2 separate regions of the Homo sapiens genome follow, and region 2 is linked to region 1. A link is an interaction called in ENCODE POLR2A ChIA-PET data of the cell type or tissue named here. Cell type or tissue: GM12878. All regions are shown on one strand. Links, peaks and the distances in the headings refer to the core of each region. The heading gives the core; the rest is flanking DNA.

What was found. ChIA-PET counts read pairs that join two places held together with the same protein. Peaks named below come from ENCODE experiments on the same cell type or tissue, not always from the same donor. Only the 100,000 strongest peaks of a DNase experiment are listed, where the experiment ranks them.
Region 2: POLR2A ChIA-PET joins it to region 1 with 13 read pairs; 7 of 35 experiments call an interaction of 5 or more read pairs at or near these places.

The regions. Positions count from the first base shown.
Region 1 is chr2:38,700,175-38,715,394 of GRCh38, forward strand. The region is part of intron 4 of GALM (galactose mutarotase); the gene reads left to right. All of the region lies in intron 1 of LOC124905993 (a long non-coding RNA gene), which reads right to left. Among named protein-coding and RNA genes, the nearest start is that of GALM, 42 kb to the left of the region's middle. RefSeq lists a silencer at 9,640-9,840. In GM12878, for the core only: no CTCF peak of the experiment used is centred there; a DNase peak (open chromatin) is centred at 9,597.
Region 2 is chr2:38,612,849-38,628,068 of GRCh38, forward strand. No RefSeq gene overlaps it. Among named protein-coding and RNA genes, the nearest start is that of HNRNPLL, 18 kb to the left of the region's middle. In GM12878, for the core only: no CTCF peak of the experiment used is centred there; a DNase peak (open chromatin) is centred at 6,865.

The sequences.
Region 1 (15,220 bases), core at 4,800-12,799:
CTCCTGGCCTCAAGTGATCCGCCCACCTCAGCCTCCCAACGTACTAGGATAACAGATGTGAACCACCGCGCTCAGCCTAAAGTGCAGTTTAAATCTAGTGTTTTGTTGTTGATTTTCTGTCTAGATGATCTGTTCAGTGCAGAGAATGGGGTGTTGAATTCCCCAGCTATTGTATTGGTGTCTATGTCTCCCTTTAGATCTAATAATATTTGCTTTATATTATGTATCTGGGCGCTCCAGTGTTGGGTGCATATATATTTAGAATTGTTACCTCCTCTTACTGAATTGATCCCTTTATCATTATATAATAACCTTTTTCTTTTTTTTAATCGTTTTTTACTTGACGTCTGTTTCATCTGATACAAGTACAGCTACCCTGCTTGCTTTTGGTTTCTGTTTGCATGGAATATCTTTTTCCACCCTTTCAGTCTATGTGTGTCGTTACAGATGAAGTGAGTTTCTTGTAGGCAACCGTAGTTGGGCCATGTTTTTTAATCCATTCAGCCAGTCTATATATTTTAAGGGGGGAAGTTTAATAAGTTTACATTCAAGATTATTATTGATAGGTGAGGACTTCTGTCATTTTGTTAATTATTTTCTGTTTTTTTAAATATATCCTTTGTTCCTTTCTTCCCCTCTTATTGTTCATCCTTGTGATTGGTGGTTTTCTGTAGTGGTAAAATTTGATTCTTTTCTCTTTCTCCTTTGTGTATGTGCTCTACCAGTGAGTTTTCTACTTTTTTGTGTTTTCTTGATAGTAATTATCATTTCACTTCCAGATGTGGGACTCCCTTGAGCATTTCTTATAAGGCTGGTCTAGTGGTGATGAATTCTGTCAGTTTTTATTTGTCTGAGACATGTCAGGCATTTAGCTTCAGGACCTGATTCTAGTTCCCTGCCCTGTGGCAACAAGTAGAAACAGATCCCTGGTACCCTGCTTAAGTATTACACCAGCTAGATGTGAGCAGATGAGAAAATCAAATCCTTCTATTTTGCCAGGGATTAATTCATTCTCAGGATTGTAAATATTACATTTCACCTTTCACCTCACAGAACTGTAGAATTAGGAGGTGAGCTGGGCAGCCTGCCCAGCAAGACATTATGATGTATACAATACAGTGCACTACTAAGGATGTGTCTTTAAAGGCATTTACAGCACACAGTTTTTTTTTTCCTTATAATTTTGCTGCTCTTTATTTGTAGTAGTAGATAAGGAATTAAGAAAGCAAAAATGAGTGCTTTGACTAGGTCTTTTGCCTTTGAAAGTAGCATTAGTAAAATCCCCTCTTCTTTTTTATTCTTATAAAATTTACCCAATTCACTCTGTCCCCCAGCCCATCTGTGTTCACTTGCTGTTCTTGCTGCTCTCAGTTTTTAAAAGCTTATTCTAAAATTACATCAAAGCAACCCCATTTTGACAAAATTAGAATTCTGGTAGGAAACGCTTGCCATGAGGCTGTGGAGAGAGGCCCAGCAAGACTTTTGTATTTTATTTCAACCTCTGTCGGTTAAACCTACAATTCGGCAGATGATATAATTACCTCCCTGGGGCAGGTCTCTATCTCTGCCTTGGAGAAATAGCAAAGTCCAAAGTAGTCTCCTCATTCAAAGATGTTGCAAACGAAGGCTGTTTTGATCTTTATGTATTAGCATTTGGGTGTTAATCTTTCTGGAGCTCCTGACAGAAAATTCCTTTAAATTTATTATATAATTCTAAAATATTGGACATATTTGTTTCAAGCATCTGTCAGTATCCTTACTCTTTCCATTTCACTCCCCACTGCCTTAATTAGTCATCAGGTCCTACTGATTTTTAACTCCTAAGCATTTCTCAAATCTGTCTCCTCAGTATGTATTGTTGGTTATATAACTCCATCTCCATTTTCACTGTGCTGCTTTAGACTATCTTTTCTTGTCTAGATTAGTGCCTGGCTTATATTATGGGCTTCATAAAGTGGGATCAATGAATGAATGATTCATAATCTGGACAACTGCACTCTAACACCTAACTGGAAAAAAAAAAATCTTAAGATCTATCTTCCATGTAAAAGCATCTATCTAAAATGCAAATCTTACTTTGATAATCTCCAGGTTAATAAACCTCTTAGACGGCTCTCAGGCCTCCCCAAAACCATCTCTCATTTCACTGATCAAAAAAATAAAAATTTAAAAATTTTAAAACTTAAAAAAAAAATTGAACATTTCACTGGTCAAAAAACAAAAACAAAAATGATCTCCGAGCATGCCTCCCTCACACCCCACCCTGCTGTGCATCCCTTTCCCACCCCCAGCCTACAGAGACCACCCAATAACCTCTTCTTTGCTACATGACCCTTACCCTCCTTCTTCAAGAGTCATACTTTCTCCTTAGAAACTTTTCCCCCCACTTTCTGGAAACTGTAGATTCTTTCTTGCTTATGGTTTTTGTAATGACATCAGCCATTTAGAATTCATGATGTGGCCAGTCTCTGCTATCTGCCTCTCCACAGAGCTTGCTCAGATAATCCATCAGGATTTAGTCACAGATCCAAAGTAGGGAGCTAGAAGGGAGCTTCAGGCTTGGTCTCTTCGGGTTGAAGCTAGAAAACTAATCTATACTGAACACAAAAATGAAGCTGAGTAATAGCCAACCTATACATCCTAGGAATTAACTATTGCTTATTTTGCCCCCAGCCAGTCTCTCCACACTCCTCTCTCCTTTACATTTGTTTTAAACACTATATATATATATACACTTTATTTATATATATATACTTTTTATATATATATATATATAATATGTGTAATTTTTTTTTTAATTAGCTGGGCATGGTGGGGTGTGCCTGTGATCCTAGCTACTCAGGAGGCTGGGAGGCTGAGGTGGGATGATATGTGGGATTTTATATATATATATATATATATATATATATATATATATATTTTTTTTTTTTTTTTTTTTTTTTTTTTTTTTGAGACAGAGTTTTGCTCTTGTTGCCCAGGCTGGATTGCAATGGTGCGATCTCAGCTCACCGCAACCTCTGCCTCCCAGGTTCAAGCGATTCTCCTGCCTCAGCCTCCCAAGTAGGTGGGATTACAGGTATGCACCACCATGCCTGGCTAATTTTGTATTTTTAGTAGAGACAGGTTTCTTCATGTTGGTCAGGCTGGTCTCTAATTCCCGACCTCAGGTGATCCACCCACCTTGGCCTCTCAAAATGCTGGGATTACAAGCGTGAGCCACCGCACCCAGCCTTAAACACGGTATATTAGCCCAACACTGTGTGAGAACTGGGATTCAGAAAACCAAGATATAGGTCTCCGTTCTGCCATCCACTAGCTATGCTATGAGTCAGCCATGAAAATTCTCTGGGCCTCATTGACTGAATCTGTAAAATCTGACTTGATGAGGATTATATTCATTGAACTCTGAGGTCCTGTCCATTTCTTACACCCTGATTCAAAGACCGCACAGAATCTCTAACCCAGATATTCTTAACTAGGGTTCTTGTATGTCTGGGAAGATGATGAAAGAACTTCAAGGGGATCATGAGCTCTTTAAATTCTATATAAAATCCAAGGCTGGGCGTGGTGGCTCACGCTTGTAATCCCAGCACTTTGGGAGGCTGAGGTGGGCAGATTGCCTGAGATCAGGAGTTCGAGACCAGCCTGGGCAACATGTTGAAACCCCCTCTCTGTGAAAATACAAAAACAATCAGCTGGGTGTGGTGGCATGTGCCTATAGTCCCGGCTACTCAGGAGGCTGAGGCACAAGAATTGCTTTGAACCCAGGAGGCAGAGGTTGCAGTAAGCCAAGATCGTGCCACTGTGCTCCAACCTGGGAGACAGGGAGAAACGCTGTCTCAAAAAATAAATGAATAAATAAATAAATAAATAAAATAAAATAAAATAAAATAAATTCTATGTAAAATCCTTTGTGAACTTGCTGCATCACCTTGGCCCACAAAGGGGGTTTTCTTATCTTTTTTCCTCTTTCAAAGTAATGATAGTCTATGGTTGCCCTACTATGTATTCTCTTTTTATTATTTTATTATTTTTTTTTTTAGAGACAGGGTCTCACTCTGTTATCCAGGCTGGAGTGCAGTGGTGCAATTATAGCTCACTGCAGCCTTGGCCTCCTGGGCTCACGCGGTCATCCCACCTCAGCCTCCTGCATAGCTAGGATCACAGGCATGCCCCCATCATGCTCAGCTAATTTAAAAAATATTTTTTTTGAGGCTGGGCACAGTGGTTCATGCCTTTAATCCCAGAACTTTGAGAGGCTAAGGCGGGAGGATTGATTGGGTCCAGGAGTTCAAGAACCTGAGAAATACAGAGAGACCCCATTTTTACTACAAAAAAATAGAATCAAAAAATTAGCCAGGCCCAGTGGCATTCACCTGTAGTCCCAGCTACTTATGAGGCTGAGGCAGAGGATTGCTTGAACCCAGGGGTTCAAGGCAAATTGAGCTATGATTGGGCACTGCACTTAGCTTTGGTGACACGGCAAGACTCTGTCTCCATTAAAAAAAAAAAAAGTAAGGCTACAGATAAGAAAGTACTTGGACAACAGTAAAAAAGTTAAACTCATGACATTGGACCCTATGAAATGTGTTTACCCTAGAGCTGTTTATTGTATGATAGGTCCCTGCTAGATAGTATTCAAGGTTTAATGCAAAAACTCCAAGGACCTCTCTTGGTAGCAGTGGTATTCTTTAAGACGGCACATTACTGAATCCTTCCTGTAAAATGGTCACAAGATCATTTTTATGAGCCTCTAGAATAACTCCTGAAGCTACTCATGCTCCCTACTGGAAAACACATTACTGTTACAAGATTGGCAAACATGAACCAGCATGGTAGAAATCTGGCAGGAAGAAAGCTCAAAATTTAGCACTTGGCCAGGCGATGTGTAATTCCTGTGAAAATTGCAGGCTAACAGTCAGTGAATTTGTCAGAAGGGGAATTATTTGCTAGAGCTCTGACCACCACCCTTGGAGAGTTGATGGTTCACATCTACCCTTCCTCCAGCCCAGGTCTGGACAAGGGCTGCCTCTAGTTCATTCCTGGTGCATAGCCATCCTTAGTGGTCACTACATTCTGAAGGGGCTTAGTGGGACTGTGGGCCTTGGGCAACGGACCTGATGTTAACTCAAGTAAGTTCCCAGAGCAGATTTGTATTCAGTTCAGCTAACATTTATAGAGCACCTACTGATTGCTACATGCTGCCTGAGAGATAAAGAGGATGGAACACTGTCTCTGCCCTTGAGAAGCTCAGAGGGATGGGGAGAACCTAATGTGGTCAGAGCAGTTGTAGAGATAATGCCTGTGGGACTGAAGGAGTGTAGAAGCCAGGGTAGAAAGAGGATTCTCAAGATTGTCCTGAGCTGTGAGAAGCCTCTCAGTGTCTGTGAGGATCTAGCCACAAGGAGAGTGAGAGTACCAAAGCACAGAATGCAGGAGTGGTGATGACTGTTAAGCCAATAAGCCAAAGAGACAGTTGGGCAGAGCAAGGGCTAGGGTGCAAAATTTAAGGCAGCATCCACTCCCAGGGTCGTGCATGTGCAGGGTCAGCACCTGAGAGTGTGTGTCTTCTTAAATTTTGCACCCTAGGCACCTCATTTGCCCAGCCCTACAGTTGGGTACAGTCATGATTGTCTTTCTGGGCCATGCCGATGAGCTGGGATTTTTTTTATTTTTTATTTTTGACGGAGTCTTGTGCTGTCGCCCAGGCTGGAGTGCAGTGGCGCAACCTCCCCCTCCGGGTTCAGTGGTCCAACTTCCCGCTCTGGGTTCAAGCTATTCTCCCACCTCAGCCTCCCGAGTAGCAGGGATTACAGGCGTGCACCACCACATCAGGCTGATTTTTTTTTGAGACAAAGTCTCACTCTGTTGCCCAAGCTGGAGTGCAGTGACACGATTTTGGCTCACTGCAACCTCCGCCTCCCAGGTTCAAGCGATTCTCCTGCTTTACCTCCCAAGTAGCTGGGATTACACGTGCCCGCCACCCTGCCCAGCTAATTTTTGTATTTTTAGGAGAGACGAGGTTTCACGATGTTGGCCAGGCTGGTCTTGAACTCCTGACCTCGTGATCCACCCACCTCTGCCTCCCAAAGTGCTGGGATTACAGGCGTGAGCCACCACACCCAGCTGGAATTTTAACTTTAGATCATGGAGGGCTTTCAAGCATTCTAAGCTGGGAACTGACCTGTCAAGATTGGCATTTTAGAAATCTCACCCCAGGTTGGGCGTGGTGGCTCACACCTGTAATCCCAGCACTTTGGGAGGTCGAGGCAGGTGGATTGCTTGAGCCCAGGAGTTCGAGACCAGCCTGGGCAACATATCGAGACCCCATCTCTACAAAAAAAAAAAAAAAAAAATTAGCCAGGTGCGGTGGCCCACACCTGTAGTCTCAGCTACTCGGGAGGCTGAGGCTCAAGGATTCCTTGAGCCAGGGAGGTGGAGTTTGCAGTGAATTGTGATCCAGCCTGGGTGACAGAGGGAGATTCTGTTTCAGAAACAAAGAAATATCACCCCAGCAACTGTTCTGGTGGGACTTGACTGGAGACAGAGACCAGTTTAGATGCTGTTGTTGGAGCTGGGCACAATGGTGTGTACCTGTAGTCCCAGCTACTCAGGAGGCAGAGGCAGGAGGAACACTTGAATCTAGGAGTTCAAATCCAGTCTCGGCAACATAGTGAGACTCCATCTCTTTAAAAAAAAAAGGGGGGCGGGGGGGTCGCTATTTTAATAGTCCAAGCAAGAGATGAGACCCAAATTAAGGGTCAGGTGGAAGAAGGCAGTTTAATCATATTTAGGAGGTAAAACTCAGGAGGCCTGAATTGAATGCATAGATGAGGAAGCAGGAAGGCTGTGTGATGACCCCGGGACTCTAGAGCAGCTGCTGGGCAGTAGAGATGGGGATGTTCAGTGAGTTGTGAGTAGGGGAGGAGGGGGAGCTGGCATGGGGGGCTGGGAGAACTATGGATTTGATCTTGAAATATTTGAGGTTAGGGTGCCTGTGGGGTGTACATCTCCCCTGTACACCTGACCTTACACTTCCAGCAGCTGGATGCATGAGTGTGACGTTAGAGAAATGACAGCTGGAGGCATACATCAGCGTGTACTTTGTAGATTAAGCCACGTGGATTTACCAGAGAGGAATCATAGACTGAGGAGAGCAGTGGTCTGAGGACCAAACCCTGGGAAACTCTAGGAAACAACCACCAATATTTAAGGTCCAAAAAGGGTCTACCTTAAAGTGCCAAGGGAGATGGCCAGGGGTAGAAGGCAAAGAAGGAGAAGAGGTGTCTAGAAGTCTTGGAGTGACCAACAGTGTCAATACTCCAGGGAGTCAAGTGGCAGGAGACCTGGGAACCTGCATGGCTGTGGTGGTTGTTGTCCTGACCCCGTTTAAGAATGTAACAGAGTGGTCAGGGCAGAAGCCAGACTGTAACCGTTTGAGAAGTGACAAAAAGTGAGGAAAGATTCAGGAATATAGGCCAATAACTGGTTCCCAACTAGGCAGCTTTCTTGAATACAGAACCCTGCCAGGCACAGTGCCTCACGCCTATAATCCCAGTCCTTTGGGTAGCTGAGTCGGAAGGATCACTTGAGGCCAGGAGTTCAGGACACAGCAAGACCCCATCTCTACAAAAAAAATATAAAAATTAGCAGCCGGGTGTGCTGGCTCATGCCTATAATCCCAGCACTCTGGGAGGCCGAGGTGGGTGGATCACTTGAGGTCAGGAGTTCAAGACCAGCCTGGCCAAAATGGTGAAACCCTGTCTCTACTAAAAATAAAAAATTAGCGAGGCGTGGTAGCACACACCTGTAATCCAAGCTGCTCGGTAGGCTAAGGCAGGAGAATCACCTGAAGCTGGGAGACGGAGGTTGCAGTGAGCCGAGGTCATGCCATTGCACTCCAGCATGGGCAACAGAGTGAGAAACTGTATCAAAATTAAAATAAAATAAAATAAAATAAAATAAAATAAAATAAAAAAGCCTGGCATGGTGGCTTGCACCTGTAGTACCAGTTGCTTGGGAGACCGAGGCAAGAGTATCTCTTGAGCCCAGAGAGCTAGGGGCTACAGTGAGCTGTGATCACGCCACTGCACTCCAGCTGGGTGACAGAGCAAGACCCTGTCTCTAAAAAAATAAAAATAATAAAAATAAATAAAAAAGAATCCTGGGCCCCACCTCAGAGATTCTGATTCATTTGCTTTAGCACAGGGCCATGGAATCTGTCCCAGCATCCTAGAAGCTACCTCAGTGAGTTAACAGAAAGGACTGGTATTGAAAGTGCTGTCGCCTGGGCACAGTGGCTCAAGCCTGTAATCCCAGCACTTTGGGAGGCCGAGGCGGGCGGATCATGAGGTCAGGAGAGCGAGACCATCCCAGCTAACATGGTGAAACCCCACCTCTACTAAAAATATGAAAAATTAGCCAGGTATGGTGGCGGGCGCCTGTAGTCCCAGCTACTCAGGAAGAATGGCATGAACCCGGGTAGGCGGAGCTGGCAGTGAGCAAGATCATGCCATTGCACTCCAGCCTGGGTGATAGAGCGAGACTCTGTCTCAAGAAAAAAAAAAAAAAAAAAGAAAGTGCTGTCAACAAGCTGTGACAAAGAGAAGGCTCCTCTGTGAGGCAGGGAAGTGGGGTCAAATAACAGTTTTTTTTGTTTGTTTGTTTGTTTTTTGAAGGAGAGGAGCTGATTTAGGACAAGTAAAATGGTTGTCAGAGAGCAGAGGAATCCAGGGAAGGCTTGAGACCGTGAATCTGTGGTGGCCTCTGCCGGTGCTTCTGTGGGCTTTCTCCAGCTCTCTCGGCAGGGCGGAGTCAGGAGCAGAGAAGGCAAATGGTGGGATGACCTGAAGTTGGGGTTTTATCAGAGAGGAGGAGCAGGAGGACAGGGTGTAAGGCAGATCAAGGAGTGTTACTAAGGGTCTCAGGTCCTAGACAGTGGGCCTAGACAGGTAGGCAGTGAGGGTTGTGGGGGACAGGGAAGACGCGTGGCAAGGGGCCCTGAAAACCAGGGGAATATGGCAACATCAGGGGCCTGGCAGTCCCAGGAGGGGAGCAGGTCTAGCAGGAATGCCCTTGTGCCTGTGCAGGAGAGCAGCAGGACTAGGAGGCTGCAGACAGACAGTGGGTAACTGAAAGGTGAACTTTCTACTAGACAGCAAATCCCTGGATGTCATCCTGATGGATCTAAGATGAAAAATACCCCACCATGAAAATGCCTTACGTGGTCCCAACCATGAAGCGTAAAATTGCCTTTTCACCTGAAAACGACCTGCAGCTTGGTTTAGCATTTTATGCTTCGGATGTCATCTAACATCCAGAAGCAATACCCTCCCCCGTTGCAAGTCAAGGTAAAATCAGAAAATGCTCGGTGGAAAGGAAAAAAAAAAAAAACATAAGACAAAAAGCCAGCAACAGAATAAAGCCGCAAACCCAAAGCACCAGCAGAGGAAAGGGAAAAAAACCTGCAGCATAGACAAGCTTTGATGTTGTGTGATCTGTGAAAAATGTATAGAAATGTTACCTTACCAAAAAATTCCCAAGGTGCTTTACTTGCCAACCACTGGAAGGAAGTAAAAATTCCCACCCAGGGTGTTACTTTTAATTATCATCCTCTTTATGTTGTTTCCTAAAATAACAACAGGCATTCTAGAGATGATTTACGAAGATGGCTTAATGAGGTGTCAGATGAGTACCTGTGCCCATGAGCCCCTTTACCGCAGGCCTCCTTATGCAAATTTGACTGACTCTTCTGAGCCCGACTAGATAAAGAAACAGACATAATTGGAGCAGCTGGGCTGGAAGCACAGCTGGGCTATCCTCATGGAGACCAGACTCTAGCACCACGTGCTCTTCCTGCTGCCCCAGTGTCCCTCCCAACTTTTGCTTTTCAGAGCAGCAGCCCACCTGAACCTGGGGCTTCCTCAGATGATCTCCACATCAGTGCTTGTCAGCATTCATGTGCACACAGATCACCTGTGCAACTTGTGAAAATGCAGATTCAGACTCAGTGGCTGGAGTGGAGCCTCTGGATCTATGTGTCTAACAAGCCCCTGGGTGATGCATGTGGTCATCAGATGGTCCTAGGTCCACACTTGGAGGAGCTATTTAGAGCCTATAAAATAGTTACTCCCCTATCCAGTGTTTGAGTCCCAGACTTCTGCATTCTGCCAGCACTCAGATGCTTCTGGGACAGGATGCTTACTGTGCATCTTGGGTCAACATGTCAAAAAGGCCTTCCTGTATTGAGGTGAGATCTGTCTACCTAGGGCTCACCCTCACCTGGCCTACTTCTGGGCCTTGGATCCTATGTAGCAGGCTTAAGGCATTAGAAAGTGGCTGGCATGTCCCCCAAGTATTTTATTCAGGCAAAACATGCCAGGTCCTCTGGCTATTATTTAAAAAATTTGTTGTAGAGGCAGGGTCTCACTATGTTGCCCAGGCTGGTCTCAAACTCCTGGGCTTAAGTGATCCTCCTGCCTCAGGCTCCCAAAGCGCTGAGATTACAGGCATGAGCCACCATGCCTGGTCTTGGCTATTTTTCTTATGCTATGGTTTGGTCATACTGGTCATTTCCTTCTTTTTTTTTTTTTTTTTTAGACGGAGTTTCACTCTTATTGCCCAGGCTGGAGTGCAATGGTGCGATCTTGGCTCACTGCAACCTCCGCCTCCTGGGTTCAAGCGATTCTCCTGCCTCAGCCTCCCGAGTAGCTGGGATTACAGGTGCCTGCCACCACACCCAGCAAATTTTTGTATTTTTAGTAGAGACGGGGATTCACCATCTTGACCAGGCTGGTCTTGAACTTCTGACTTTAGGCGATCCACCCACCTCAGCCTCCCAAAGTGCTGGGATTACAGGCGTAAGCTACTGCACCAGCCCCTGGTCATTTCCTTCTGATCCTGCTCTATGTGTCTTTAGGCCTCTCCTCTTGTGATACCCATGCTGCAAAAAGTAGCTTGGGACTGTCACCACCTCATTACAGATAGCCTTTTTTTTTTTTTTTGAGACGGAGTCTCGCTCTGTTGCCCAGGCTGGCATGCAATGGCGCGATCTCAGCTCACTGCAACCTCCGCCTCCCAGGTTCAAGCGATTCTCCTGCCTCAGCCTCCTGAGTAGCTGGGATTACAGGCGCGCACCACCACACCTGGCTAATTTTTGTATTTTTTAGTAGAGACAGGGTTTCACGACGTTGGTCACGCTGGTCTCGAACTCCCAACCTCAGGTGATCCGCCCACCTCGGCTTCCCAAATTGCCTGGATTACAGGCATGAGCCACCACACCTGGCCTTACAGATAGCCTTTATGTGACTCGTGTTGAACTTGCTGTCAGCCATCATCCTTAAATTCATTTTCACCCATGCTGTGGATCAGCCACATTTCTTCCTAGTCAGTTATTATCATAATAATTATACTTAATACTTATGAGAGTTAGTATAGCAAGGTGGTTAAGAACATAGTCTCTGGAATGAGACTGCCTAGTGAGAAGCACTATGATTAGCACTGTGTGTTATCTGTCACCATCACCATCATCATCATCCATCACCATCACTATCAACACCATCATCATTAACATCACCATCACTATCACCACCATTATCACCATCACTGTCACCACCATCACCATCACCATCACCATCATCATCATCACTATCACCACCATCATCACCATCATCACCACCACCATCATCATCATCATCAACATCATCACTATCTTAAGTAAGTGCTTTGCCTACATTTACTGATTTAATTCTCATAACAACTCCATGTTGTAGGGGCTGTTGTTATCCCAGTTTTACAAGTGAGGAAGTGGGGCCTCACAAGATTATGTTTTGTGCCCAGGGTAACAGTGACAAGAAGCTAAATCTGAGCAGTGTCCTTTGGTTGGTTTTGTTTCATTGTTGACTAAAGTCCAAGACCATATCTGTTCCTGCTATTCATAAATTTCTTCTTTTAGTCAGCATTTTACCCTTACTTTACACTATCTTTTGGATTCCTGGTTCTGTCATCCCAAGTGTATCTGCCTCCTAGCTTCATGCTGTCTGTTATATTGTGAGAAAAATATGTATCTTCACCTAGTCATACACAAGGTCAGAGGCCATGTGGCAATTCCCTACAGATTGTGCTCACTGAAGCCCTGATGGTGCATATCTCCTGAAGCTCCCTGAGCCTGTAGTCTTGTAACCCACTCAGAGAAGCCTAGAGAGTGGTCAGGCATGATTTGTATTTGAACATATTTGTATTTGGTTCCTGGGAAACATGTTTCCTCTTCGCTTTCAGGTCTCCATTCCAGAATCCTTTCCAAGATGGACAGCACCCTCCAAATTTATAGTTGCTGAAATCAGTCCTCTGGGCAGGGCCAGATGCAAGGAACAAATAGAAAGCAGGGTCTGCAGAACACACATCCCAGAGGCGATAATGACCAGTTAATCCCCGCAGATAGTTAGATCTAGGAGACTGTCCCTGGGCTTCAGGGCTCCCTGCTTCTGACTCCAGCAGTGCAAATGAAAGCCTCTATGTTCCCACTAAACCATAGGTGACTGAGCAGCCATGGTGTTGCCTGCGTTTCTATAAAGGAGGAGCGCAGGACAGCAATCTCATCAGAGCGGAGGCTGGGGCTGGCCTCGAATTTAGGTTGTATGTTTATTTGGGGCGATGTGCAAGCAGGGGGTGCCCTGATAGAGATTACAGGGGCTAAATCCCCCACATAAAACCATTTTGTGCCACTGCTCCTGGGCCAAGTGACCAGAAAGGCTGGACTGATTTCTCCCCTCTCTCCTTTCCTGGTTCTGTTCTCTGACCCTGGGTGATTAATGTAACCTAGCTGTGTTCAATTACCCACCCTTTTCACGATGCTGGGATGTCTGCCACCTGTCCCTAGTGCCCTTCTTGGCTTCCTGTGAGTCGTGACTGTGGGAGCCTTGCGACTTTTGGAGGAGAGCAGGAGGCCCTGGGTCTGCCATCAGCATGGGCTCCCTAATCACACCATTGTCACCGGAGCCTACCCAAGCTGCTGGGAAGTAGCAAAATAAGCATGCAGGGAACATTCTTCCACCCCAATATGTTCCCCTCATGAAATCATCAAGCAAACCCTGAATGCCTTCTCTTGGTGTGGTCAGGCAGAAGGGTTGTCTCTCTCATACTAGAGCAGTCAGTGGCCATTGGCTGACTGATCCTAACGGCAGATCTAGAAAGATTTGGAGAAGGCTGTCTTGGTTCTCTTAGAACAGCATGTGGCCCTAGCAGTCCTCCTGTTCTTGGACAGTGGTGCCCCCCTCATGCCATGAAAACTGATGGGGCAGGCAGGGGAGCTCCAGCCAGAAACGGGAAGTGTCTCAAACCTTAGTGAAGTGATCTTGAATCGCTGATTTACAGGGCTGATTTTGACACATTATTCTCAGGAAAACAGTGGTTTAGGGCATGGTCTCAAGCTCTGTCTAGGTTGAAATCTTGTCAGGTGTGCTGGCTCACATTTGTAATCCCAGCACTTTGGGAGGCCAAGACAGAAGGATTGCTTGAGCTCATGAGTTTGAGACCAGTCTGAGCAACATAGAGATACCCCATCCCTACAAAAAAATTAAAAAATTAGGTGGGCATGGTGGCACACACCTGTAGTCCCAGCTACTGAGGAGGCTGAGGCAGGAGGATCACTTGGTTCCAGGAGGTCGAGGTTGTGATGAGCTGTGATCGTGCCACAGCACTCTAGCCTGGGCAACAGAGCAAGACCCTGCTTCAAAAAAAAAAAAAAAAATTTACCAGCTGTGTGATCTAGGACAATTTATTTGAGTTCTATAGGCCTCATCCAATGATAATAATTGGACTTACCTTATTGGTTGTGACAACTAAATAAAAAAAAAATACATATAAAGTGCTTAGAACAGTTCCTGGCATTTAGTAAGAGCTTTGTAAGTATTAACTATTATTAGTACCATCATCATCTTTATTGCCACTATTTACTGAGTGTCTAATATGTACCAGACATGTCTAAACACATATAGTACATGCATTATTAGCTCATTTAACTACTTTGGGGTTTTTTTTGCGGGGGGGTTGTTGTTTTTTGAGATGGAGTCTTGCTCTGTTGCCCAGGCGGGAGTGCAGTGGTGTGATCTCGGCTCACTGCAACCTCTGCCTCCCAGGCTCAAGCAATTTTCCTGCTTCAGCCTCCCGATTAGCTGGGACTACAGGCGTGCACCACCACACTCGGCTAATTTTTGTATTTTTAGTAGAGACAGGGTTTCACCATGTTGGTCAGGCTGGTCTTGAACTCCTGACCTCAAGTGATCCGCCCACCTCAGCCTGCAAAAGTACTGGGATTACAGGTGAGCCACTGCGCCCGGCTGAACTACACTTTGAAACAGGGTGTAACCCACTTGGCTCTCAAGCAGAGCCAAGTGTAGAGAAAAAGGCAATATAATAATTATCTGCTTTCTAGTCCTTCCTTTTAGCCACTGGAGAAAATAGTAACCACTTTCTGTGTTAAACAAACAAAAAGAAGAAAAACAGCAAAACTGAAACAAACTAACAAATCCCCTCAATATTTGATTTCCAATTTGTGAACCACTCCAATACAGATAATTCTGAGAAGCATGTAACAACCAGTAAGAAAACCTAGTATGTTTGCTTTAAAGTCATAGACTAGTTTTCAATGGATAGTCAACTAGCATTGGAAATAAAAGAGTAAGATCAATGTTGTAGGTTCATTTGGTCTATAGTATAGTTTACCTGTGATGTTTCTTTGTTGATTTTCTGTCTAAATAATCTGTCCAATGCTGAGAAAGGGGTTCTCAACTATGATTGTACTGGGGCCTATAGTTGGATTTTTTTCCTTTAGCTCTAATAATATTTGCTTTATATATCTGAGTTCTTCAGGGTTGGGTGAATACATATTTACAATTGTCATAGCCTTTTGCTGACTTGATCCTTTTTATCATTATGTAATGAACTTTTTTGTCGCTTTAAACATTTTTTGTTTTAAAGTCTATGCTGTGTGATGCAAGCAATAGCTACTCCTGCTCACTTTTGGTTTCCATTTCTGTGGAATATCTTTTTTCATCCCTTCACTTTCAGTCTATGTGTCTTTATAGGTGAAGTGAGTTTTTGAAGGCAGCATATACTTGGGTCTTGCTTTTAAAATTCTTTAAGCAAGTCTGTATATTTCAGTGCTTCAGTTGAGGAAGCTAAAAATGGGAGAGTTCAGTAACCTGCACAAAGTTAAACTGGT
Region 2 (15,220 bases), core at 2,982-10,981, 89 kb before region 1:
AAAAAATGAGTGAAGAAAGCTGAAATCACCAAAAACAAATTTCATCTACTTCACAACTTTAAAACATTAACTCTGTCCAGTCTTGTAGTGGAGAAGGATGATTGCCTATGGACCTCCAGATTATCAAACTGGTCTTGAACTCCTGACCTCAGGTGATCCACCCACCTTGGCCTCCGAAAGTGCTGGGATTACAGGCGTGAGCCACCGTGCCCGGCCCAGACTTTTGATATCTTGGCTTCCACCACCAATGTTAGCAAATATTTCTAGCAGAGTCTGATAGCAAAAGCAACAGTCTTTATCACTAAGTATAATGATGACTATAAGAACAAATCGAAACACGATGATTTTCATGTGTTCCTGAAGCCATCCCTATAAACTTTATAAAATTAATCAGGGAAGGAGGGAGGGGAAGAAACAAAAATAAACCAAGCTCACCGCCCATTCAGCATTAATCATGAGGCCAGCTGCTCTCTGACTGCTTCCTCATGGTTGCTTGGTGCTATTGCCTCAGAATCACATAGAACCTGTTACAAGATTTTAGTTCCCCTTAACTCCTCAATAGATAACAACTGGAACATTATTAAATGTTTAGTTTTACGTTTGATATATTCTTTTTGGTCCCACGTATCAACAACACTACTGACATCAGCTGGTCTGAAGGAACCCCCAGGAGCTCACTCACCAAGGAATTCAGTTTTTACATCCTGATGATTTTATTCCCCTTACCCTGACCAATCAACAACTCCAGTTTTCCAGCCCCTCAGCCTCCATGATCACCTTAAAAGCCCCAGCCCAGAACTCCTGGGAGGGATGGATTCGAAGTTCTCCTCCCATCTCCTCACTCGGCGCCCTGTGATCATTAAACCCTCTGCTGCTGTCTCAGTGTAACTGGCCTGTTACTGTGGATCGGGCATACAAATCTGTGGATCCTAAAACATTGCCACAAAACAATAATTTTATGGGAACACACTGCTTCCTCTGCTGTCGTCTGCCCCAGTAAAGTCAGCTACGTTCAGTCACTTCATGTGTTACCTCTCCTACATTCAACAAACATTTATGATAAACATTTCAACCTGACCCTGTGGTGGGCCCTGATAAAAGAATAAATAAGACACAGTCCCAACCCGCTCTGTGTCCATTCCAGGGACTCATATCTTAAAGAAGGCTAAGGCAGATGGTTATATCTTTTTTCCTCCACAGACTTATGTGAGATTTCAGACACAGTGGGTAACACAAATGAGGGTAAAGAGATATCCTCCCTGCAATGTGAAACGACATCATTATTCAAAAGCTAAAACCATCAGTTAGAACCCTCCCCCAGTGCCATTACTTCCCACTTACAAAACAATAGCATTAGAAGCTATAGTCAAAGGCAGACTTTAACTTTCTCTGATAAATTATTAATAACAAATGCGTTTTACCAAAGTTAATAAGATCCCCATACCAAGTATAAGAGCCATAAAAATGATAATATCCTTTGTCAAAGTAATTTTACTCAGGAGAATTGAAGTTTAGTCCGAACCAATATAGAAGTCATATGCATAGAGATGTTCACAATATTATCTATGACATCTAAGAGTCAAGAAATCATTAGATAAATTATGATTGTCAACTAGATATACTGAGGGGTAATTATAAGACTCGTGACAATAAAAAACAATTTATTATTTGATGGAAAGTTTTGAAACGTCTAATTTTTCTTTTTTCTTTTTTCTTTTTTTTCTGAGGTGGAGTTTCGCTCTTGTTGCCCAGGCTGGAGTGCAGTGGCACCACGATCATGGCTCACTGCAACCCCCGCCTCCTGGGTTCAAGTGATTCTCCTGCCTCAGCCTTCCAAGTAGCTGGGATACAGGCATGCACCAGCATGCTCAGTTAATTTTGCTTTTTTTAAAGTAGAGACTGGGTTTCACTATGTTGGTCAGGCTGGTCTCGAACTCCCGACCTCAAATGATCCACCCATCTCGGCCTCCCATAGTGCTGGGATTACAGGCATGAGCCACCGCGCCTGGCCTGAAAAGTCTAATTTTTAAAAGTGTGACCATGTGTACCAGGGCTTCCCAACCTTGGCACCATTGACATTTTGGTCCAGATAATTCTTTGCTGAGAGGGAGCTGTACGTTGTAGAATGTTTACCAGCACCCTTGACCCCTGCCCCCTGGATACCACTAGCGCCACCCATCCTCAGTAGTGACAATCAAAAATGTCTCCAAACATTCCCAACTCCCCACAGGTAGCAAAATCACCCCGAGTTGAGAACCATGGGTTATACTCTATGATCACAGCTATGTAAAAATGTGTGCATATGTGGAGAAAGCTGGGAGGAAATTTGGAAAAATTAAAAAGGCATTTCTAATAGGATGATGAAGTCATTGAAGTTTTTAAACATCCTCTTTAATATTTTTGCAATAAAAATATTAAAGGTTAAAATTGAGTACTGTTGTGAGTCACAAACTCTTCTAAGGAGTTTTAATCTTTAAAAGTTATTATACAGTTTCATTATTAGAGATAATTTTAATCTCCCGTTATAATGACATCAAAGGAAACTTTATTTAGAGGATTGCAAAATCATTTTTTAAAAACCCATAAGGCCAGAACTGATATGTGATTCAGATGGAGAAGGACAGAATGACTCATTAGTACTAACCATAATTCTTATTCTGCAGAATGCTTCTTGGAGCTTGCTCAAAATCAGAAAGAATTTCTAAGGAAATTTTGTATAAGAAAAAAATGAATTCAGAATTATTCCATCACTGCTACCCAACACTGGATTTGAGTAAGAATTTAATGTATGTTTGGCGTCAATGGGAAAGTTACTTAAAATATTTTGACAATTCTCAATTTTATTTTTAAAAATGTATTAAGGATTACAGCGTCTAACATTCGCAGAATGTTCTACCGTGTTCATTCTCTCATTTAGTGAATTTGAGCACAAGAAATAGAGCTTCAGTTGTGAACATGTGCTGAGTAACATAAGTAGGTAATATAGAACAAAGAGTGTAGGCTACTCTAACACTGTAGGGTTGGGAAAGAATAAAATTGTCAATATTCAAATGGCCATTCTATTCCTTGCTCCGGTAGAACAGGTGATTTTAAACTGTTTTAGAAAGTCTCAATAATATTATTCTACAAAGCAATATATCTGAGAAGTGGGTAACCCAGTGCCTAAACCTTGCCAGAGAGGCAGATGTAGATGGTTGACAATCACCCTTTCCTGTTCTGAGGCATATATGTGATTCCATAAATAAGTGCAGGGGTATTTGATGCTTGACTTGGAGAGCTATGCCTGGAGGCTTGGGGGAATTTGGAGGCTGAGGAAGAAAGGAAAAGGTAAAAGGCTATGAGCAAGAATCTCAAGAGAGTGGAGAGAAAAACATGGCCTCTCGGCTCTTCCACCTTTACTCTACCCCAACCCGTTTGGTCCTGTGGACCCAATTAGGTCTTTATGAAGATCAGTGTTAGAAGACAAAGGAACTTTCTCATGCCATATTGTCAGATTCAGCATGTACAGCACTGAGACCCAGGTAATAAAGGGTAGAGTGGGCTGGAGGCGTTGCCTTCATTTCTACACAGTGGGAGCAAAGCAGTCCACCAAGTGCTGTGAAGCACAGGGCAGCAGAAAATCAGAAATTACAGGAAGGGCCCCATCAACAGGGCCAGCGCCTCCATCCAACAGATTTGGAACAAGGGACTTCTGCCAGGAGACTGGACCTTCATAGGAACATGAGCAGACTTGTTCCTAAGGACATACAGGAAACTTGCTCACAACTCCCAGATTAACTGGTGGAGATTTTGTGAGGGGAAGTTATTGAAACCTTTCAGTTAGGCATTTAGTGTTATTATGACTTTTTTTGGTTTCCATGGGTTGACTAGGTATGGGAACATTCCAACTACCTCTGATTTACAAAAAAAAAAATACACCACCAATTCCCAGTTTTATATTTCACAGGTGTCCCTCACTTTAAAAATAAGTATTTCATAAAAGTTCGCTATAAATAAGATGTAAAGCAAATTCTATTTTCTCATAGGTAGACATTTTTAGGTAAAATTTACATAAGCAGTCATCATTACATTATTTTTCAATGGACAAAAAATTCCAATAAGTGGATCAAAAACTTTTGATAATGAAGGACAGTGAGATGAAGCCTAGCTCAAAGTAGGCTGGGCACTGCAAACCAATAGAGACACATCCCCGACTCTAAAAGTATTCCTCCACCATTGGCCACTGCCGTGGTCACAGTTACCAGATTGTCAAGTTAATATTATGAAGCTATGAAGTAACAGTGTAATAGCATCACTTCTGCAGGTACTATGATCATTACTCTGAATTAAAGTTCACTTAAAGCTACATAGAACAAATCAGTTCTGTGTCCATTCTGAAAGTTTAGAATGTTTTATATTGAATGAGGTGATCTGTGTTAGGGGCTATGCTAGCCAGCACACAAGGGCAAGATTCTAATCCATCGGTGGTAAGTGAACCTGTAATGGACAGCTCTCATTTTTAATAGCCAGGTTCCTCCTTCTTATGATAGAACTCTCTTTCCTGTGAGGAACCCGATCCATGTGTCTCAGCTGGAGCTGAACTCTCACTTGGGGCTACACAGCCATCATCACAAGAGTAGGCAAGTGACCCGACAAAGCCAACCAGAGTTCCCCATTTCCCTAGTCTGCTTGGTTGTTCCAGAGAGATATATGTGACCAAGTAGAACATATCAGAATCAACCCCAGGAGTTTTTTGTCAGAGCTATTGGGAAAGACTGGCTCTTTTTACCAGATTTACTAAGCTAAGAACATAGGAGCCTGGGATTGGAGAAGCTCAGAATGAAGCTGCAAGAGGTAAGCAGAGCTAGGAGACAGAAAAACAGCCCTAAAGACATCATCTGAGCCCCTGGATCCCAGTTCTGTCTGAAGCTGGTTCCACATTGACTCTTTTTTTCTCCTACCATCCACTCAGGAACAGTAGGCTTCATTGCTCCAATCCAGACCAGTTTCCCAAGGTCATCAGGAGTAGAGACTCCCAGCATTTCCCAGTTCTGGGTTCCTGGGGTTTCTTCCAGGCAGTGGTGCCAACAAAACAACTGGTGGGACAATAAGAATACACAAACACACAATTCACTGTCTTTGTTAACTTTGACCAAAGTCAGGGCGAGAGACAACAGTTGGAAGTACCTACAATCACTATCAAGCCTGCAGAGTCTAACTAAACCTTTTTATGTAACATAAATTGTTTTCCTTCTGATATTATTCTTCTATTTATTTTATTTTATTTTATTTTAGACAGGGTCTCACTTTGTTGCCCAGGCTGGAGTGCAGTGGCAGGATCTCGGCTCACTGCAGCCTCCACCTCCTGGGTGCAAGTGATCTTCCCACCTCAGCCCGCCAAATAGCTGGGACTACAGGTGCACACCACCTTGCCTGGCTAATTTTTTTGTATTTTTTGTAGAGGCAGGGTTTCATCATGTTGCCCAGGCTGGTCTCAAACTCCTGAGCTCATGCAATCAGCCCACCTTGACCTCCCAAAGTGCTGGGATTACAGGTGTCAGGCACGGTGCACCCAGCCAATATTATTATTTTATCGGTGGCACAAATCACTTTCAAAGCTCCACTCCAGATAGTCCCCCAAGGTTCAGTTAGCTAGACCACCTATAGTTTTGCCCCTAATTGTTGTTGACTTTATTCAATGTGGTCTTTGTCATTATCATAAAGAGGGTGTGCTATTGTCAGAACTGGAAGGGGAGCAAACAGCACACCACAACTTGAATGGAACTTGAATCATACCAGGTGAAATTCCCATGGATTCTTGGCTCCCTTTGCATTTGTTTTCACATAAACATTCTGCAATTTCTGCCAATTTGTGTCCTTGCTTTCTCTCCCTTTCTAAAACTTCTGGCTGACAGGTTCACTTTGCCCTGAATTTACTGATTTAACTCATTTTACTTCTACTAACTAACCTAAGGAGCTTTTCTTCCTCCTACATAATAGATTCACGCTCTGAATTTCTCCTTTAGATCAAAAGTGTCCATTCAACTTGAACCACCCACTTTAGTGAACCAATAAATTCCTCTTTTGGAATTCCTCTTTTGTAATCCTACCTGTTTGGGTAGGATTTCTTTCACCAATAAGTGATTTGAGCTCCTGCCACAATCCGCTGAACTATTCAATTCTTCTCAGGGGTTTTCATTCCTACAGCCAACTATTGGGATGCTACTATGGTTTGAATCTGTTTCCCAATATTCATGTGTTGGAAACTTAATTTGCCATTGTAACAGTATTAAGAGGTGGAGTCTTTAAGATATGATTAGGCCCTGAAAAAAATGTTATCTCAGGAGTGGGCTCCTGATAAATAGATAAGTTTGGCCCCCATCCTGTCTGTTTGTCCTGTGTGCTTGCTTGCCCTTCTGCCATGGTTATAACACAGCAAGAAGGCCCTCATAAGATGCAGACCCCCCAACATTGGACTTCTCAGCCTTCAGAACTATAAGAAATAAATTCATTTTCTTTATAAATTACCTAGTCTGTTATATTCCATTACAGCAACATAAAACAGACTAGGATAAATGCTCACTACCGTACATTCTGGGATTCAAAATAAAGTTAACTAGAAAAAGGAAGGAAAACATGGTAGAGTGACCACACTTCTGTGCCTCCTCCCAAACACCAGTGACACAATAGTAAAGGAATACACAGAAAAGAGGTTTTAGCCCCCAGCCACAAGTTGGAGAAGAAACAAGAACAAAGAATATTCAACAAACTTAGGGAAGATGGAAAGTGAATGGAGAAGTAAAAATGACTTAATAGGATAGAGGAAGTGGAAATCTAAGCATCTTGGCGGGGAATTTCAATGAGTAATGAGCTGTAAAGAGTCTCAGTGCTTGCAGGCAGCAAGAGCCACAGAAGGTAGAAGTGAAGCTGTGACTCCAAGATTATTAAGATTGGAGGGCTACATGTGTGGGAAATGGTTGGACTTCCAGTCTCCTCAACAACTCTCAAGCAGCCAGACCCCTCTCTGCTCACTACCCCAAAAGAGAATGGAGGTTCATATTCTGATTAACCCAGCAGTCTCTGAACTTGAAGATTAAGCTACATGCAGGACAAAATGAGTTACAGACCTGAAAACTGTAGTTTCATGTAAGAGACTATGTACCGAACTGTGAACATGTCAGGCATGTCCCTTTCCTGCTCTCAAAATGCCAGTAACCAAGCATGTACCTACCCCCACCCCGTGCCCCACCACCACCAAACCTAATCAATCCTCTGGAGAAACTGGATAGTCCGAGAGAAAAGGCCTTCAGGCTCTGACATTACAGGGTTCCCCAATAATAAAGCTGGTCCACCATCTAATCATCCTACAGAAAAGCCCTTTAGGCAACACACATTGCCAATGCACCCAGAGTTTCCAAAGAGGCTTTTTAGGAGGCACTCTTAAAAATAATAGCCAGCCAAGGATCCCAGACATTTCAAAACGGTCTGCAACATGAAACACAAATACCAAAATAAACAGAGAAAAATGGAATTCAGATGTTAGAAACCAGAGAGTTCTTGACCCTGGAAAGAGTAAAGTCAAGTTACAATCACTGTTTGTGAAGCTGTTTGATCAACAGAGTTAGTGCTGCTATGGCTACAGTCTCATATCGCCAAGGATAACATTCAACTACAAGTAACAGAAAACCAGACTACAATGGCTTAAACAAACAGCCGTTTATTTTTGTGACATAACAAGGAGTTGGAGGTAGCAGCTGCAGGCATTGATTCAATATCTCAATCGTGGCAGAAATGGCACCTCTGTAATTTTCCACTCTTTTCTTCAGGGTCCAAGATAGCTGTTGCAGTTTCAGGAATCACATATATATTGTTCAAGGCCACAGAGGGAAAAAAGAAGGCAAAGATGGTACCAACTATATCTTTCTTTATTGTATCATCTTATTGGCCAGAACCATGTCACGTGGCCCCCGATTTGGCTGGAAAAGTTCGTATCTATACCAGGAACTGCCATTGCTGCCCTAATAAAATTAGAATTATCTCAACAAGAAAGAAGTGGGAAATGGTCACTAAACAGGTAACTAGCAGTGTCTATCACAGTCTTCAAAACAAATTGTTGTTCTCTGGAATTTATACTTTCATAAGATCATAAGTGATTTTTAGGTGGTGATATAGAAGAAAGACCTGGAAAATGTTGATGAAACTAAAGGTAGAGATTCTGGTGTTTTATCTTTCAGATGACAAACTTTAGCCTTTTTATAGCTGACATCACTTAAATGTCTTTCCTGTAACAAAGACCAGGAAGAAGCCACAGTACCACAAAAATATGAGGCTATAAAGAGATGGAATTCAACCTAGATGACCATCAGTGGTGGACTGGTTAAAGAAAATGTGGTAATATACACCCTGGAATACTATGCAGCCATAAAAAAGAATGCAATCATGTCTTTTGCAGCAACATGGATGGAGCTGGACACCATTATCCTAAGCAAATTAACTCAGGAACAGAAAACCAAATACTGCATGTTTTCACTTAGAAGTGGGAGTTAAACATTAAGTATACATGGACATAAATAAAGGAACAACAGACACTGGAGCCTCCTCGAGGGTGAAGAGTGGGAGGAGGGTGAGGATCAAAAAACTACCTGTCGAGTACTATGCTTATTACTTGGGTGAGAAAATAATCTGAACACCAAACCCCTGTGACATGCAATTTACCCATGTATAAAACCTGCACATATACCCCCTGCAGCTGGAATAAAAGTTGGGGGGGAAGAAGGGACATATTTTAAAGGGAGCGAGAACTTTAGAAATTAACAAATAAATGCTCACAAAATTGAAAAAAAAATATATATATGGCATTTCTATAACATTTTCCAGCCATATTTCCTACCTCTAATTTCAGTTTTGGGTTTCTACACACCTTCTTGTATGTGGTAAATGTTGGCTCACCAATGGCATCAAGAACAGCACCACCACAATTGCTGTAAGAATTCTCGGCAGGGCGCGGTGGCTCACGCCTGTAATCCCAGCACTTTGGGAGGCCGAGGTGGGCGGATCACGAGGTCAGGAGATCAAGACCATCCTGGCTAACACGGTGAAACCCCGTCTCTACTAAAAATACAAAAAAATTAGCTGGGCGCGGTGGCGGGCGCTTGTAGTCCCAGCTACTCGGAAGGCTGAGGCAGGAGAATGGCGTGAACCCAGGAGATGGAGCTTGCAGTGAGCCCAGATAGCGCCACTGCAGTCCGGCCTGGGCGACAGAGCGAGACTCCGTCTCAAAAAAAGAATTCTCATAGGTGAATATTTGCATTTAATATCTACGGTATGTTCCAACGTAGCTATAAGAAGTATACTATAGACTCAAATGAGAACATTACACATCATTATGCACCAACAGTTCCCATACTCATGTCCGGTATAACCTTATTCCAGTTAGAATTCCAAATGCAGAGATCTTTGTTTTGCTTCTATTAACAGTGCCTGGAATAGTGCTGGAACACAGTAGGGCTCAATGAGTATTTGTTGAATGAATGACTGAATCTCTTCAGTCATTTCCCTTTTCTCCTTACTTCCCTATTCCACCTCCCGCTTCTTTTGCAGAAGAAAACCACAACATGTCTGACATGTGAGGGCCTTGACCACAAAAGATAGAATTGTTCCCTACTTCTCATTATATGCTATAGTATTTTCACATTGTGCAGCCAGCAAAATAGTATTACCAATCACCTGCAGATCGTTGAATGTCTAGAATTTTAAAATTATACCTAAAAGATATGATGAAGAAAAATAATTTGCATAGGCTTTACCTCTGCTCCTAGTATGTGTAAAAAGCATATTGTTATGGTTGTTTGTGAATGGATTCTTCCTGATCTGTGTCACAGGCAAATGCTCCTGTGTTCTTTAGGGTATAGTTTTAAGGAGCAGGGAGTGAGGTGGTCAGGATAGGATGTGTTTGCAAGACCGAATACAACACAAGTCTGAAGCAGGACATTTTTAAGCAGCCATTTTGATGTAGCCAGGTCAAAATGGCCCTGTATAAGCGTAAAATCCCGGTTTTTTTTTTTTCAGTGCAGGTAATGGATTCAACAGACATTCTTGAATTTAGTTCACCTCCTATCAGCACTATCACTAAGGTACTACCTACAAATTTAATGAGGTTTTTTTTCTAAACTGAGAATAATGGAATCTGTTTGGCGTGTGTGTGTATTTTTCTCTCCAACCAGAGTCTAATGTATATAAGATCAAGGATAACGTAATCAGGAGGTCTACAGAAAGCAGGCTGTTCATCCTCTAGTGTAGAACAGTTTAAAAACTCCATTTAGGCCGGGCGTGGTGGCTCACGCCTATAATCCCAGCACTTTGGGAGGCCGAGGCAGGCAGATCATGAGGTCAGGAGATCAAGAACATCCTGGCTAACATGGTGAAACCCTGTCTCCACTAAAAATACAAAAAATTAGTCGGGCCTGGTGGCGGGAGCCTGTAGTCCCAGCTACTCGGGAAGCTGAGGCAGGAGAATGGGGTGAACCTGGGAGGCGGAGGTTGTGGTGAGCCGAGATCACGCTACTGCACTCTAGCCTGGGCGACAGAGCGAGACTCCATCTCAAAAAAAAAAAAAACACACACACACCATTTTAAAAAATTTCTCTGGCACAGTGGCTCACTCCCATAATCCCAGCACTGTGGGAAGCTGAGGCGGGTGGATCACGTGAGGTCAGGAGTTCAAGACCAGCCTGGCCAACATGGCAAAACCCCGTCTCTACTAAAAATACAAAAATTAGCTGGGGGTGGTGGGGAGCACCTGTAATCCCAGCTACTTGGGAGGCTGAGGCAGAGAAAGTTGCTTACAATCCAGGAGGTGGAGGTTGCAGTAAGCTGAGATTGCACCACTGCACTCCAGCCTGGGATATAGAGCAAGACTCCATCTCAAAAAAAAAAAAAAAAAAAAAATTCTCCTTTTTAGTACAAGAATCCAAGATCCTATAGCAATTCATTTTCCTATCACCCAAAGAGATTTCATCAAGCTTTACATTATTTAATAATTTTATTACTAATATTAATCATACTAATTATTATTTTACCATCAGAAAAAGTGGGCCATTAATTTTTCAGCCTGGAGGGATTAGAGAGAGGTCCTCAGCTCCACAGCCCCTGTCACTTTGGTTCCTTCGGAGGCAGTTCACTGGTCATTTGGGACAGCATGTGATTTGCATGAGGCCTGATAAGCCAAGGAGGAGCGATTGTGAATAGTCCATCAGGACTGGTCACTATGGAGAAAAAGACAGAAACAAATAGATGTCTACCACTTTAACTGCTATGGCCTGTGAGCACCAGAAGACAATGTGTGCCTCGCTAAGGGGGAGTAAAAGTCAAGGTGGAAAAGTGAATCTAAGATGAGAACTGGATTCTAGATTCCAACTATTTGAAAACTGACCAGCCAATCAAAAGTCTCATAGTCTCGGCTTTTTTTTTTTTTTTTTTTTTTTTTTTTTTGAGACGGAGTCTCGTTCTGTCGCCCAGGCGGGAGTGCTGTGGCGCGATCTCCGCTCACTGCAAGCTCCGCCTTCCGGGTTCACGCCGTTCTCCTGCCTCAGCCTCTCGAGTAGCTGGGACTACAGGCGCCCGCCACTGCGCCCGGCTAATTTTTTGTATTTTTAGTAGAGACGGGGTTTCACCGTGGTCTCGATCTCCTGACCTCGTGATCCGCCCGCCTCGGCCTCCCAAAGTGCTGGGATTACAGGCGTGAGCCACCGCGCCCGGCCTAGTCTCGGCTTTTAAACAGTCTTCTGGATGACTGAGTCATGGGGACAGATGTCCAGTGGCATCCTCAGGATGGCAGCTCAGTGATACTGGATTGCAGCATTCTGGGGCAGTAGGGGGAGGGGCTTCAGATCCAGTTGGTATCCAGGATCTTTGCTGGTCTCTGCTGTGGAAGGACTAGTTTGGTCTTATTCCTGGATGATGACCCCTGAATGAAAATGTTCCTTTCTCTGCCACTCATGGTATTCTGCTGCCCCCACTGATGGAGTTGATGGTTTTGTCCATTTGCATTTTCATCCTGAAGTCTCTAAGTACACGGCTCTTTGTCCCAGCACATGCCTCTATTCAGTGTGTGCTGGTAAACGTTTAACTGGCTATCTCCAAATTACTTCTTGTCCTCGGGCCCCTAACTGCTCCGGGCTGTCTCTAGCATGCCTCTTCTAGGACTGTCTGTTACTCTGGCTGTGCCCCCATGGACTCTACCTAATCTCCGAATACACCACATGTCACGCATTTTGTCAAGCAGTTTACATATATGAACTCATGCAATCCTTACAGCAACTCTGGCAAGTAGATACCAGAGGGCAGAGTGTCTCAAAGATCGCACAATGTTTTTTCTCTGGTCTGTAGGTAAATAGAGCTGAGAGCTTAGGGTGGCCAGAAGCAGACAGGGACTCCAGAGAGCGGCACTGAGAAAATTGATGGTGGTGTCCCACACTCCCTTCCCCTTCAGCCCTCTTCTCATGCAAGACTGTGTTACTGGCCAAACCAGAGAGGAGCTGGGAAACAGGCAGCCTTGCTATCACCTCCTGGTCTCACTCCTAGCCTCCACACCCCCATCTTGATCAGCCGCATTCACTTTTTTTTTTTTTTTTTTTTTTTTTTTTTTTGAGATGGAGTCTCACTCTGTCACCCAGGCTAGAGGGCAGTGGCGCGATCTGGGCTCACTGCAACCTCCACCTTCTAGGTTCAAGCAATTCTCCTGCCTCAGCCTCCTGAGTAGTTGGGATTACAGGCATATGCCACCACGCCCAGCTAATTTTTTGTATTTTTAGTACAGATGGAGTTTCACCATCTTGGCCAGGCTGGTCTCGAACTCCTGACCTCAGATGATCCACCCACCTTGGCTTCCCAAAGTGCTAGGATTACACACATGAGCCATGGTGCTCTGCCCCCATTCACTTTTTCAATAAATATTTATTAATTGTGTTTTATGGACAAGGTACATATGTCTTTTATGAACTAGGTATTTCAGGGAATGCAATTGTGAGTAAACCATGATTCTCATTTGTCTTCTGAGCGATTATAATCTAGAACAGACAAGATGTGTACACAAATTACGATTTTTAAAATTTGCTACTTTGTAAGGGTCAGAAGAGTTTTAAAGACAGTGAATCAAACCTCTTGTGTGGCCCTAACCCCCAAATGCTCTGTAACCATCTCTCATAGCTCAAGAGCAGCTTGCATTTAGATGGGTGATTTGTCATTTAAAGAAATATGTCAATCATCATTAAAGATACATGGAAAAATGAAACTGGTTTATTTGTTAAAGTAGTGGAATTATGGGTGATTTTTCCCCAGTGGTTTTGATTTACATTACCATTATATAATGGTGCTTGAGCTTTGTTATGTTTAAAAGAAAAAGCTGGAATTGTTGTCATCCACAACCCAGCTCCAGGGACTGATTCCCAAGTTAGCTTAGCTCATCTCTGAATTAATCTCCTGAGGATCTGAGAAAACTCTATAGAGTTCCACAGAAGACTGCCAGCTTTACATAGTCACAGGAACGTATCTTTAAACCATTTGAGGATGTTTTCTATATTGTATGTAACATGAAATGGTTTTTAAATGGTGTTAAACCTTTGAAAAGTGATGTGCTTGTAGAACTGTCTTCTTAAGACCCACTGTGGGATTTTTCCCCTCCCCCCACATCCTTTTGATGTCAGTGATAACAGTCCCACAAGGGCACACTGTCAGTTAACTAGATAGGAAGCTTCGTTAGGCAAGCAGGTGTCAGCAGTGGCACAATCTACTAATTTATAAATGAGTGTATTAGGGTTCCCTACAGGGACAGAACTAATATATATACGTATACATAAACGGGAGTTTATTAAGGGGTATCGACTCACACAATCACAAGGTGAGGTCCCACAATAGGCTGTCTGCAAGCTGAGGAGCAAGGAGGCCAGTCCGAGTCCCAAAGCCTCAAAAGTAGGGCAGCCAACAGTGCAGCCTGCAGTCTGTGGTCTAAAGCCCAAGAGTCCCAAAGCTGCCCTCAAAGACTTGCAGTCTGATGTCTGAGGGCAGGAGGTATCCACCACAGGAGAAAGACGGAGGCCAGAAGACTCAACTAGTCTAGTCTTTCCACATTCTTCTGCCTGCTTTTTTTTATGGCCATGCTGCCAGCTGATGAGATTGTGCCCACCTAGGTTGAGGCTGGGTCTGCCTTTCTCAGTCCACTGACTCAAATGTGAATCCCCTTTGGCAACACCCTCACAGATACACCCAGGAACAATACTTTGCATCCTTCAATCCGATCAAGTTGACACTCAATATTAACCATCACAATGATCATTACCTGACTACTTGCATTTAACACCAATCTAAGCTAAGAGTCCTCTGATGAGAAACTGGGCTCTACAAATATGAAGAAAGATTTCTCTGAGCCCTTGGCAGCCATTAAGCTACTCCCATTAACAGCCTCCCTTATACTCTGTATAGGATTCCCCACTCATAAAGAAGGGCATGGGGACTGCATCAGCCTTTAATAAGATATGATTCCTGAAACTGCAATGACCATCTTGGACCGTGAGAAAACGAAGGAGAAAATCACAAAGGTGCCGTTCCTGCCATAATTGGGATATTGAACCAATTCCTGCAGCTGCTACCTCCAACTTCTTGTTTTGTCACAATAATAAATGGCTATTTGTTTAAGCCACTATAGTCTGGTGGTGGGTTACTTGCAGTTGAATGTAATCCTTAGTGATATGAGACTGTGGCCATAGCAGTGCTAACATTGCAGATCAAACAGCTTTACAAACAGTGATTGTAACTCGACTTAACTCTTTCCAGGGTCAAGAACTCTCTGCCTTCTAACATCTGAATTCCATTTTTCTCTGTTTGTTTCAGTATGTGTCTTTCATGTTGCAGGTTTTCTTGAAATGTCAGAATCCTTGGCTGATCATTAGTTTTTAAGAGTGCCTCCTAAAAAGGCTCTTTGGAAGCTCCGGGTGCATTGGCAAGGTGTGTTGCCTAAAGGGCTTTTCTGCAGGACAATTAGATGGTGAACCAGCTTTATTATTGGGGGACCCTGTAATGTCAGCAGCAGCCCCTCCAGAGAGATACTTCCACCATTTCTCCTCATCACCTTCCCCCTCCACTGTTCCCAACCCCAACTCCAGCCTCTCCAGTGATCTGAGACTTTCAGGAAAGAACTTAGGGAAAATAGATCTTTATTTTAGAGGATGATATGGCCAGAGTGTAT